Linked DNA regions of Homo sapiens: regions 2 and 3 are each linked to region 1. A link is a loop called in an ENCODE intact Hi-C map of the cell type or tissue named here. Cell type or tissue: PC-9. All regions are shown on one strand. Each heading gives the region's core, and the rest is flanking DNA. Links, peaks and the distances in the headings are about the cores only.

Evidence for each region. A loop is a pair of places that touch in the nucleus more often than their neighbours do. Peaks named below come from ENCODE experiments on the same cell type or tissue, not always from the same donor. Only the 100,000 strongest peaks of a DNase experiment are listed, where the experiment ranks them.
Region 2: a loop joins it to region 1, with 12 times the contacts of the local background. A loop is called at or near these places in 2 of 110 quality-filtered maps.
Region 3: it touches region 1 in a loop (19-fold over the local background); 10 of 110 quality-filtered maps call a loop at or near these places.

The regions. Positions count from the first base shown.
Region 1 is chr15:69,479,123-69,483,263 of GRCh38, forward strand. No RefSeq gene overlaps it. Among named protein-coding and RNA genes, the nearest start is that of LINC02896, 18 kb to the left of the region's middle. In PC-9, for the core only: no CTCF peak of the experiment used is centred there; a DNase peak (open chromatin) is centred at 1,979; H3K27ac peaks cover 1,521 bases.
Region 2 is chr15:70,194,824-70,198,964 of GRCh38, forward strand. No RefSeq gene overlaps it. Among named protein-coding and RNA genes, the nearest start is that of TLE3, 99 kb to the left of the region's middle. RefSeq lists enhancers at 1,321-2,104, 1,901-2,180, 2,251-2,310. In PC-9, for the core only: no CTCF peak of the experiment used is centred there; DNase peaks (open chromatin) are centred at 1,138, 1,998 and 3,148; H3K4me3 peaks cover 617 bases; H3K27ac peaks cover 2,500 bases.
Region 3 is chr15:70,506,661-70,510,801 of GRCh38, forward strand. No RefSeq gene overlaps it. Among named protein-coding and RNA genes, the nearest start is that of LINC02205, 2.8 kb to the left of the region's middle. In PC-9, for the core only: CTCF peaks have their summits at 2,397 (motif pointing right) and 2,604; DNase peaks (open chromatin) are centred at 1,421, 2,211, 2,691 and 3,311; H3K27ac peaks cover 2,500 bases.

The sequences.
Region 1 (4,141 bases), core at 534-3,033:
TGCTGAGGCCTGTGTTGCCTGGAATAAGTCCCTTGCCCTCTCTGGGCCTCGATTTCTTCACTTAGATCCAGAGGAGCTGCAAGAGATAAGTGTTGGGATCCCTCTCAGTCCAGCTTCAGCATCCTGCGAGTGCGTCCCCATCCAGGAAACATATGTGCATTTTAACGGGGCCCTTTGCTGGCTAAATGTGAAAGTGTGGTTTGAGGTAAAGAACAGATAGGCTTCTAGCTAAGGCCCATGGACAAGACAGCTTTTGGACAACTTTTCTCAGTAAAGAGGTGGCATGGGCCTTCCACACTGTCCAACATGCCTTTCCTCTGTCCCTCCTGGATTACATTGTCCCCAGGATCAGGGTCCCTATCCTCTCTCCACACCACTCAGCACAGTCTGCTGTAAGGAAGGGTCTGAGAGAGTAGTTTTCCCTAAGGCATGAATGACTATTAGGGATGGAGCTACCCATTCTGAGGAGATTTGAACTTGGGCAGGCATAGTTTTTTATCCAGAGAAATTAGACTCTATTTATGAAATCCCAGCAAGAGACTTTGAAACTGGAAGGATGTTGCCTCCATTCAAGTCACAGCAGCCTCATTGCCTGGCTTTGCTCGGGCAGGTGTGGCTGCCAGGGCAACTGGTTCAAAAACCTGTGGCACACAGAACGAAGAAGAATGAAGACACTGGACGTCATCAGAATCACAAACTTTTGTGCTTCAAAGGATACCATCAAGAAAGTGAAAGATTATCCCACAGAATAGAAGAGAATATTTGCAAGTTGTGTATCTGACAATAAACTTGTATCCAGAATATGTGAATAACTCTTACAACTCAACAACAAAAAGACAAATGCCCAATTTAAAAATGGGCAATGGACTTGAAAAGACATTTCTCCAAAGAAGATATACAAATAGCCAACAAGCACATGAAAAGAGCTTGGTGTCATTAATCATTAGGGAAATGCAAATCAAAACCACAATGAGATACCACTTCATACTCACTAGGATGGCAATTATTAGAAAGATGGATAACCATAGGTGTTGACGAGGATGTGGGGAAATTGGAGCCCTCATGCGTAGTGGGTGGTACTGCAGCCACTTTGGAAAAACAGTTTGGCAGTTACTCAAAGAGTTAAACAGAGTTACCATATGACCCAGCAATTCACTCCTAGGTGTATACTCCAGAGAATCAAAAATAGATCTACACAAAACCTCCTATGTGAATATTCATAGCAGCATTACTCAAAATAGCTAACAAGAGGAAATACCATCCATCAAATGATGAATTGATAAATTAGTATATATCCATACAATGATTTGAATAAGTGAATTCAGCCATTAAAAAGGAATGATGTACTTATACAGGCTACAACATAGATGAACCTTGGAAATATTATGCTAAGTGAAAAACCCAGAGACACAAAAGGCCACATACTGTATGATTCCATTTATGTGATGTCCAGAATAGACAGATCCATAGAGACGGAAGTAGATTAGTGGTTGCTGGGGCTTGAAGGAGAGGGGGATGGGGCATGACAACTAACAGGTACAGGGTTTGTTTTTAGGGCAATGAAGATGTTCTAGAATTAGATAGTGGTGATGGTTGTACAACTTTATGAATGTGAATGTACTAAAAACCACTGAATTGTACACTTTAAAGAGCAAATTTTTATGATATTAGAATGCCATTGCACTTTTTTTTTTTTTTTTTCAAAAGCTCACAGAAGCTGGGTGTGGTGGCTCTCGCCTGTAATCTCAACACTTTGGGAGGCCGAGGTGGGAGGATTGCTTGAGTTCAGGAATTCAAGACCAGCCTGGGTAACATAGCAAGACCTTGTCTCTGCTAAAAATTAAAAAAAATATCTGGGTGTGGTGGTGTGTGCCAGCTACTCAGAAGACTGAGGTGAGAGGATTGTTTGAGCCTGGGAGGTTGAGGCTGCAGTGAGTCATGCCCCTGCACTCCAGCCTGGGTGACAGAGTGAGACCTTGTCTCAAACTGCACCCATGTCTTACAAAAGAAAAAACTAACAAAGCTCATGGAAAGAATGGGGAAGTTCTTGAAACCTTCAATAAATGATAAATGCCCCATTCCCGCACCCAACCCACAGCTACCCTAGTGTATGTGGTGACTCTTCTTTAGGGCAAATTTTCCATGCAGATGGGAACGCCCCGGGAGGCCCTTTAAAAATGTGTGTGTAGGGTATTTCTGGTGGTCACAATGTTAAGAAGCCACTGCTGGCATGATTGGGTGGCCTGTGAGAAACCAAGGGTACAAGACACTCTACAATGCGTGGGTCATCTCACAATAGGGGACTGTCTTGCATTCCACGTGACTTTCGAATGTCTCTCAGGACACTGATGTAGATTAGATGATTATCTAATCTGAAAACTCAACTTTGCTTTACATAATAAACATCAAGCATATTTGCAAGGCTTTAAAGTATACCAAATTTTCCAAGAATATAGCTGCCCTGTCAGTTGGGAAGACTGCATGACATCTCCTGTTTAATGTCAGTAATCTATCCCCCACAATGAGATGTTCTGTGTGAAAATGCTTCTGGGAACATATTTCCTTTCCTTTCATCTCTTTTTGTTTATAGTCTTTCCATTATTCTTAAAGGGAAAAAAGTTATATTGTTACTGGTTAACCCAGCCCCTTAACCAATTTCCTAAATTCTAACTAAAATACAGTAAAATGCTTATATTTGTAACCAACAGTCATACTAGGTTGTAAGATGCTTAAAGCTTTGCTTCTTGGTCACCACATAATTAATATAGACATTAACAAGCAGTTGCTCTGTAAACAGGAACCTGGCCTCTCTTAGTACCAGCAACAGCCAAGCGGCACCACCCACTTCATTGTCACCGTCATGTTTTTCTTTCCTTCTTTCTTTCTTTCTTTCCTTTTCTTTCTTTCTTTCTTTCTTTCCTTTCTTTCTTTCTTTCTCTCTCTTTCTTTCTTTCCTTTTTTTTTTTTTTTTTTTTTTTTTTGAGATGGAGTCTTGCTCTGTCACCCAGGCTGGAGTGCAGTGGCTCAGTCTCAGCTCACTGCAACCTCTGCCTCCTGGGTTCAAGTGATTCTCATGCCTTAGCCTCCTGAGTAGCTGGGATCACAGGTGTGTGTCACCATGCCCAGCTTATTTTTGTATTTTTAGTAGAGACAGAATTTTGCCATTTTGGCCAGGCTGGTCCCAAACTCCTGGCCCAAAGTGATCTGCCCACCTTGACCTCCCAAAGTGCTAGAATTACAAGCACAAGCCACCACGCCTAGCCACCACTTTCATGTTTTTCAAAACATAACTTCTTTCAGACAGTCTACTAATTGTATTTAGAATGCACCTTAATTCTCTTCCTGTACATTATTCCTTTAAAAAAAGTTATATTGAATTTTGGAGACATATACACACATTTTTCCCCATGTAAATACCGGCCAACAAGCCCTGGAGTGAAGATACATATGTTCTGTTAAGGAGTGGTTGTGCAGGGAGAATGTTACCTGGGGTGGAGTTCTGAGGGTAGACCTGAGCTTTGTTTCTCCGAGCACAGGAGGTAGTATGATTTTCTAGTCCTGTTGCAGCTTGAAGGACTTTGGAGAATGTCTCATTCTTTTTCAGTTCACAGGGAAAGGGCAAAGAGGCCTGGAGATTTCTCCAGGGTCATACAGTGCCCATGGTAGAACTGAGCTGGGAACCCAGGCACCTAGCATCCAGATGGACGGCAGCTCTGGGCTTTACGCCAGGATCTCAGGCTGGCAAATTGGAATACAGGCCACCAGACAGGTCTGGTGGATCAGTCACTTTGCCTTAAGCAAAGCAACCTCCAAACATCAAGTAACTAATGTATCGTGTTGTCCCTGCTAGTGGAAGGTTAGTGACTCTTGGTAAACACACCTACTGGCTATTTATAGAACTCAGTCTAGGGACCAGACTGGGCCTTTCAACACAGTCAAGTCAGGATGTGGGAGCCAAGCAGAGAGGCTGGGAGGTGGGGCCCAATGGTCTGCAAAGCCTGCGCATCTGCTGCTGGGATGGGGAGTTCAGGGCACTCCTGGCTTCCAAGAAAGCCAACCCCACAGTCCCAAGGTGCTTCTTCCCAGATGGCATTGCAGATACATCTTGATGAGGGTATCCTAGCCTGGTTTCCCCCGAGCA
Region 2 (4,141 bases), core at 922-3,421, 720 kb after region 1:
CCTCTTTCCTTCCTTCCTCTGCCACATAGGCCTGTTTTTGGCAGGGACCATGTCTTAGGCACCTCAGTGTCCCTAAGTGTCTCTCTCAGTGACTGACACATACTTGGTACTCCATAAAAGTTTCTGTAGTTGTCTTAACTTATGGAATGACTGCCAGCAAAGTATTTCTTGTTTCCAACCCAGGCTCCTCACTTGCCCTGCTTCCCTGAGAGCTGCTGGGAGGACCAGCAGCAGTGGCCAGCACTTGCAGTGCCTGGCAGCATTTGCAAGGTCCCTCATGGGTCCTTTCCCACAGGGTCCCAGGATGATGAGCGTGAAATGAGACCAATAAAAGATTGCACAAATCTTGTTGGACTCACACATAGGATGGAAAGCAATATCCATGTCTGAAACATGTTGGAGCAGGCCTTCCACCAAGCCCTTTAGAAAAAGGGTTGTATGTGTTGTGTAGAGCAAACCTGGCTGACAGGCATTAGCATGCCCATTTTACAGATGGTGAAACGGGATCTGAGAATTTACGAGCCTTGCTCAAGCTTCCACAGCTATGCCAATGCCGCCAGCCCGCCATCCCTGGGGTTGGAGCCAGGGCATGTGGGGTGATGTTTTTCTTGGTCGTGAGCAGATGGGCTAGTGCCCTACCTGCACAGTCTCACCGTAGCTCACCCTCCCATACATCCTGTTAAAGGTCCAGCCAAGATCCACTTCCCTCCCTCGTTTTCTTGCCTGGGTTTTGCCTAGTTCCTTCTCTTCATGCACCACAGGACGCACTCTGAGCAGGCGGGGAGGCCCGTGAGCCTGGCAAACAAGCTATTTGCTCTGGGAGGTGGGCTGCTTCTGAGGACAGCACAGGGTTTCTGGGACAGTGCTGAGGAAGTCACCCACAGCCTGGCTCCCTGGCTGAGTGGACGGTTGAGGTGGCCAGAGGAACTTAGAAGTGGCCCTCCAGTCTCAGGGGGAAAGGCTGGAGGGCTGGAAAGAAAGCAAACTCTGTGATTGAGCTGTGGGAAGCCTGGCCTGAGCCCCAGGGCCTTGCTGATGGCAGGCTGACTGCTGGGGCACCCCCAGACAGGCCAACGGAGCCAAGCCGACAGCCGGGAGAGAGGCCTGCTCTCCCACACACGTGGGAATGAGGGCTGCTGAGTCACTGCCCAGCTGGACGCAGCTCCCACTGAAGGCTGGAAGGAAGGCAGGAGAGTATTCCCAGCCAGGCTGGTGGCCTCAGGACACCCTGAAGTTAGCTGAGCCCTCTAAATGGGCCATGGTAGCCCGGGCTGCCCCTCGCCCTGCTGAACTGATGCATATTTGCCTCTTGCCGGCTTCTGGGGAGCTCCAACCAGGCAAACAGCCCTTCAGACAGGACATTGGATTAGAGGTCAGATCCCTGAACTTTGGAAAAAAACAATCCCAGGGCAAGTCACTTCATCTCCCATGTCCTCACCTTTCCTCTCAGTTACATGGTGAGGCCAACAGGGAATACGGGAAAGGTCTTCACAGGTTGCCCTGCATATAATAGGATTCAGGCAGGCTAATGGCTCTGCTCCAAGCCTTCCCCTGAGGAAGGGACAGCAGCCCGGCCCCCTCCTCCCCTGGCCTGCCACTGTTCCCCCCTTAGCCAGTGTCATCCCTGCCGTGTGCCCTTCAGAGCAACCAGGCCCCTCCCAGGGAGAGTTCCTGGGGAGGAGCTGGGGTCACCTCCCGACCCGGGCCTGGCCTGGAATCCACCTTTCACCTCGGGCAGTGGGCAGAGGAGGGCACTGGCCCTGCAGGCGGAGGCTTCTCTCCCCTCCAGCACCAGCAGCACCCGCTGGGAGGCCCAGGTGTTGTGCAACTTGAGAAGCAGCTAAGCCAGTGGACCACTCTGCCAGGACAAGAATCAACAGGAAACCTCCCCGCGCATCTCGTTCACATTCCAGGGGCACCGAGTCCAGCCCAGAGACACCGTAACAAGACACCACTCTGGCTGGCGTTGCCTGTGACACAAACCAATCTTTTATCTGCCATCTAAGCCTCCCAATTTGCATGCCAGTGACGTACCTTCCACCGCAGGGTGCTTTCCAAACCTTCTAGTGAGGCTGTGCCTCCTGAGCTCTGAGCAAACAGGGAGTAAGCGATCCTTTAGACACAGGAAGGCTTTGCTAATGATCGTCAGGCATGAGCCCTTCAAGGAAGGGACCCGTCTGTAGGCCCCAGCAGAGGACCTGACACCAGTGGGTGCCTAGGGAGCACTTAGTGGCAGTTCACTGAGCAAGCCACATCTCTGGGGATTAAAGAAAAGAAGGTGAAGCAGAATCTGGTTAAATGGGCCCATGTGTGCTTGGAGGAATCCCCCCCACCTCTCTCTCTCTATCACATATGCACGGGCCCTCCCCCTCCACACACGCATCACTGAGTTATTTCTCATGATTGGAGCATGATGCTGTGGCAATACGGAATTCAAGCCTTTTATCTCTCAGGCCCAGGATGGGAAAAGGACTCACTCAAAGTCACCCAGCAGATTAGTGACAGCACTTTTGATGTTTATTATTTTGTATTTTCCCATGTCCTGCCATTTCATCGCACAATTGTCCTCCTTCTCCATCCCACTCCCAGCCAAGTCCCTGCATCTGCTGCACTCGCCACTAGTTCCCAGTACTGTGTTTGAAATGCTTAGGGAAAGGGGATTGCTGGCAGAGGGAAGAGCACGTGCAAGCTCCCTGAGGCAGCAGGGAGCAAATGAGGTGAGCACCCCACTCCCGCCAGTGAGCAGGACTCAGAGAAGTGGGGGTCAGTGGGGGTAGGTGGGAGTCGGAATAAGATCCGACTTCATAAAGTTTGTTTCTGGATGTGGAGCTAGCAGCCCATGGGGCCAACTTGCTGCCTTCAGGCAGGTGAGTCTCCCTGCTTGTGACTAAGGAAGCTTCTGTAGTCCTGAGGCACGGAGGATCTGGGCATGAGCCTGCTGGGATGTGGGAAAGGGGCGTGTGAGAGAACCCACATCTCCTGCTTCCTAGGTCAGAGCACCAAGGAAGGCTTCCTGGAAGGGGCAGACTTTGTGTGGGGCCCAGAGGAGAGCTGTGTGAGCACCCTGGACAAGCTCTACGGATCTGGGTCAGGAGTGATGCAGGAGGTCACACCACAGGCGTCTTCCTGGACTGAGCACAGCTGCCCCCAGGTGTGCCTCAGGCACTGGGCCCAGCCTGACGTGTCTCAACAGGGTGGGGTTGGCCAGAGGCTGGCATGGGTGTGTGTTAGGGGAAACCAGCGGAGGAAAGGTGAGCCAGGGCTCCCTGACGTGACCTGAGAGATAACCCTGAGGTCAACCTGTAAGGGCCCCGGGGAGGAAAGGTGAAGGGAGCCTGGCGCCCTTGCTGGTTGTGAAATGATGACATCTGCTGTGGGTCTGGAACAAACACATAGTTTGCCACAGACCCTGATCCTTGGGGACCCTGCGGTCAGTGCAATTGGAGTTCAATACACACACGCACACACACACACACACATGCACGCATTGCGTACCTACTGTGGCCAGGCATTGTTAGAAGTGGTGGAGCCTCTAGGAACTCAAGAGTACAGAGAAGACCCATGCACTGCTCAGAGAACACAGGCAATAGAGTTTTGCTCGAGGAGTATTATTTTTAAAGTGCTACTGAAGCTCTCAGGAGGGAGAAAGGAATTCTGGTTGGAAAAGGCCAGGAGCAGCTCTGGTTAGATGCAAATGAGACATGAGTTGGGGCTGAACCATCAGGGTGGGGAGGAGGTGGGGTGGGGCAGGCATTTCTGGCAGTGGGAACAGGTTAGGCTCAGAGCATGGCGGAACAGGGAGGGGTCTTGTGTGCATGGAGCTGGAAACTGCGGTGAGGAGTGTGGGAGGTGAGGCTGTGCAGCTGAGAGGGAGGGTACCAGAGCTTTCTATTTTCCCGACATCCTCTGTTTTAGGCCAAGCCATCACACTTTTGGGATCCATAGCCTCAAGACTTCCACATCTGGGGAGGATATTCAGGGGTGGGCTGGATCCAGACTGTCATTCTCAAACCCAGGCGTGCATCCAAAACCCCAAGGGGTCCATTGAAACAGAGTCTCCCCCATATTCCCCCAGGGATTATGATTCAGTTGGTTGGGTGTAGGGCCTGTGAGTTTGCATTTCAAACTAGTTCCCAGGTGA
Region 3 (4,141 bases), core at 922-3,421, 1.0 Mb after region 1:
ATCAGCTATTGTTCTGGAGGTCATAAGATTTACAACTTCTCCAATTACTCTTGAAGATAACATCACTGTTGTAGAACCTAACATTGGCCTTTTGAGATAACTTTTCAGTTTTTTGCATGTCTGGCAACCTGATGGCCCCAGCTGGACCTGCCAACCACTTCTGTGGCCCCCACCCAGGAACCGCCTCAGCATAAGAGGACAGCTTTGACTCCTTATGATTTCATCCCCAAGCCAACCAATCAGCACTCCTGACTCACTGTCCTCCTACCCACTAAATTATTCTTAAAAACACCGATCCCTGAATTCTCAGGGAGACTGATTTAAGTAATAATAAAACTCCAGTCTCCCGTACAGCCGGCTCTACATGAATTGAACTCTTTCTCTATTGCAACTCCCCTATCTTGATAAATTGGCTCTGTCTAGACAGCAGGCAAGATGAACCTGATGGGCAGTTACAAATCATGCAAAGATGATATGAAGCAAATTACAGGGGAATGACCACAAAACAATCACCATCTCTCCCTGCCTGGTAAGGGTCCTACAACCCTGACAGAGGCGGTATAGAGCGGCAAATCAGGGGGAAGGGATAGCCTCTCACCACACCCAAATGTCCTCCAGCACCATCCTCCTTGGTCTGTTGCCCAGCAGTGCTCTGGGCCAGATACCTGTGCTCGGCACTGAGGGGCACCCAGTGTGACTCAAGCAGAGTCTCTCCCCCAGAAGGGGTTACTGGAGCCACATGTCCAACCACCAGGTCAGGTGAGAACTGAAGCTCAGAACCTCCATGCCAGGATGGGTCTCCATCTGTCCATTATCCACTACTGTTGTGTAGACTGTGCAAAGATGAGTATCAGGCTGGGCGCCGTAGCTCATGCCTGCAATCCCAACACTTTGGGAGGCCAAGGTGGGTGAATCACTTGAGCCCAGGAGTTCAAGACCAGCCTGGGCAACAAGGAGAAACCCCACCTCTACAAAAAATACAGGCACACACAAAAAATTAGCAGGGTGTGGTGGCACGCACCTGTAGTCCCAGCAACTCAGGAGGCTGAGGTGGGAGGGTCTACTGAGCCTAGGAGGTTGAGGTTGCAGTGAGCTGTGATTGTGCCACTGCACTCCAGCCTAGGTGTCAAGATGAGACCCTGTCTCAAAAAAAAAAAAAAAAAAAAAAAGAAGAAAAGAAAAGAAAAGGAAAAGATGAGTAACAGCTCTCCAAGGCAGGGCTCACCCAGGGCCTCACAGATAACCACTCATGTTGAACAAACCTTGCCTCACCAGGCTCTTAAAAGTGAATTTCAACAGAGGGACAAGTGAATGGAATGAATAAATAAATATTTACCATGTAGTATGAGTCAGGCACAGCAAATAGGGTGTCTTGTTTACTCACAGTGGCCTTAGGAGGAAGGTATTAGCATCTCCAATGGACTATTGAGGAACTAAGACTCAAAAAGATTAAGTGCCTCACCACGTCACACAGCTAGAAATTGATATGACCTCCACATTCATGGAGAAGTGAGGGGAAGTGGAGGGAGCTAAGGTTAATGTGGGTGATGTCAGAGGTACTGGTGACTTGCAACTGCCCTCCCCCTCATCTGGCCCCTCCCACTTCCAGCATGCACTCTCTCACCCACCTCATGCCCCAGCACTCACACACAATTCATGCTGTAGAGCACAGTTGGGCAAGGCAAGTGGCAGCTTTGAGCTCCCTCTGGAAGGGGCAGGGGAGGGGGAAATCATGCCCTTAGAGGCCCCTCCCCAACCCCTCCCTCCCCACCCCCAATCTGCTGCAGCATCTGCCTCCCCAGTGTCAGCATCAAAGATTCATCAAAGCTGAAGCCCAGCAAAGTGTGTGCTTCACATCTCTAAATGTGCTTCTTCCCAATGAAAAATTCAGTGGAAAATGCAGGGAGTTAAAGAGGGGAGAAAAAAACAGATTTGAGAAGGAAACAGGGAAGGAAGAAGAGAAAAGAGAGCTGCCTCTGCACTGTGGTTCCACTGAATCCACCCACACTTACTGAGCATCTGCCTTATTTAGGGCACTGTACCAGGCACAGAGGTGCGACCGCCAAATACAGCCTCATAGGCTGCGCACTGCACAACTTTGGGGGAACCATTCCCAGAGATGCATTCTGGCTCCTGTCCAAATGGCGTGGGAGTCAGGAGGCCTGGGTGTCTGAGTCTGCTCCGCCACTCATTAGTCATCTAACATTCTTGAGTCTCAGATTTCTCACATCCAAGCCAGAGGTTCCAATACCCACCCCTCTCTTCTTCCAGTGCCCTGAGGAACATGTGCACAGGTTGTAAACTGTTGTGATAAAAAGAAAGTAGATAACTCATCCTACAGAGAAGCCCAAACAATGGGTTCAGGAAAAGAAGAGGAAGGGACCATTTCCAGTGGGGACAGTAGAGGGGGCTGCTTCCTGGAAGAGATCTTTGATCCCAGTTGTAAAGGATAAGGAGGAGTTCAGCAGACAAGCCACTGTGACAAATGAGCAGCTACTGCAGGTCCAGGCAGAGTGACAATGTGGGCAAACACCCAGATAGAGGAATGAACAACTTGGGCAGTGAAAGGGACTGTCTGGTTTGGCCCAGGAGGAGCTGGTGTAGGAAGTCCAACAGAAGGATGGACTTAGCTGATAATAAGATGAAAAAAGATTTTATCACTACAAGGAAGGCCTTGAGTGGCCTGCAGGTGTGGCAAGGAATCAGGAGATTGCTCGCCTCCACCTCTCATTGGTTTTGTCACTTTAGATGAGTCACAGCTTCCCTCAAACCTCAGTTTCCTCATCCATAAAATGAGGACATCAGACCAAGTGATCTGCAAGTTCCTCTTTTGGCTCATTTGGTCTGTACTTCTAGTTCTAAGAAGTTGTTCCGTTGGCCATGGGGGTATCCCAAGAAGCTCAGGTTGACAAGACTTACCCAGGGCTTCCTCATAGGGCACCCCCAACCCTACATCCTCATTTCAAATCAGTCTCTTGTTGCTGTGCTTTGGACAGAGGATCCTCCAAGTACATGTGAGTGAGCCTTCCTGGACGTGAGGCTTTACCTTCCTCTACAGTGGAGACTCAGCACAGCTCCCACCCCACCCGGCAGACAAGCCAGGAGCACCCACACCTAGAGCAGCCCTGAGTAAGCAAGCAGCACTCACAGCGCTGGTGTCACTAGCTTAGGCCCAGGAACGTCCAGGGTGAGCAGTTGTACCCCACAGGCTGCACACTATGCCCTGCACACCAGCATCCCCAGCCAGGTGTGACCTGAAGATAAGTCTCCACATCCTAGCCAGTCACATGCCTCTCAGACAGAACCAGAGTGACACTGTGAAATAACAGGTCCCTGAGCAACCTACACATGGGCAGGGCTGGGGAGCTTCCAGCTTCTGTGACTAAACCTTCCCTCTCCTCCCCTGTGGGAAGTGTGGTGCCTCCCCAGCCCAGCTCTGGGAGCAGCACAGAGGAGCGGTCTCTGGCTTGGGCCTTGGGGTTAGTTGTGTGAGCTGAGAGTCTCAACTCCACTCCTTGCTAGCTAGATAATCTTGACCTTGAACAAGTTCCTTATCCCTCCTAAGCCTCAGTTTGCTCTTACCTGTAAAATAGGAATAATAACATCCCTCTTGTAGGGTTAATGTGAAGATACAATGTGATCCTGCTTTTAAGGCACCCTACCCAGTGTCCTGCTCAGTGACCTGCTCATAATGAGAGTCCAAAAGATGGTAGAATTTGCTGGTAGAAAAAAATCAAGGAGGACCCTTCCTTAACTCGTTCTATGAAGCTGGCACCATCCTGATACCAAAATCTGGCAACGGCACAGTAAAAAAAGAAAACTATAGGCCAATATCCTTGAAGAACATAGATGCAAAAATCTTCAACAAAATACTAGCAAACCAAATCCAACAGCACACAAAAAAGTCAATTCACCACCATCAAGTAGACTTTATTCCTGGAATGCAAGGTTGGTTTAACATACACAAGTCAATAAATGTTATTCGCCCCTCATAAACAAACTTAAAAGCAAAAATCATATGATCATGTCAATAGATGCAGAAAAAGCTTTCAATAAAATCCAACATCTCTTTATGATTAAAAAAAAACCCTCAACAAACTAGGCATCAAAAGAACATACTTCAGAAGACTAAGAACCATCT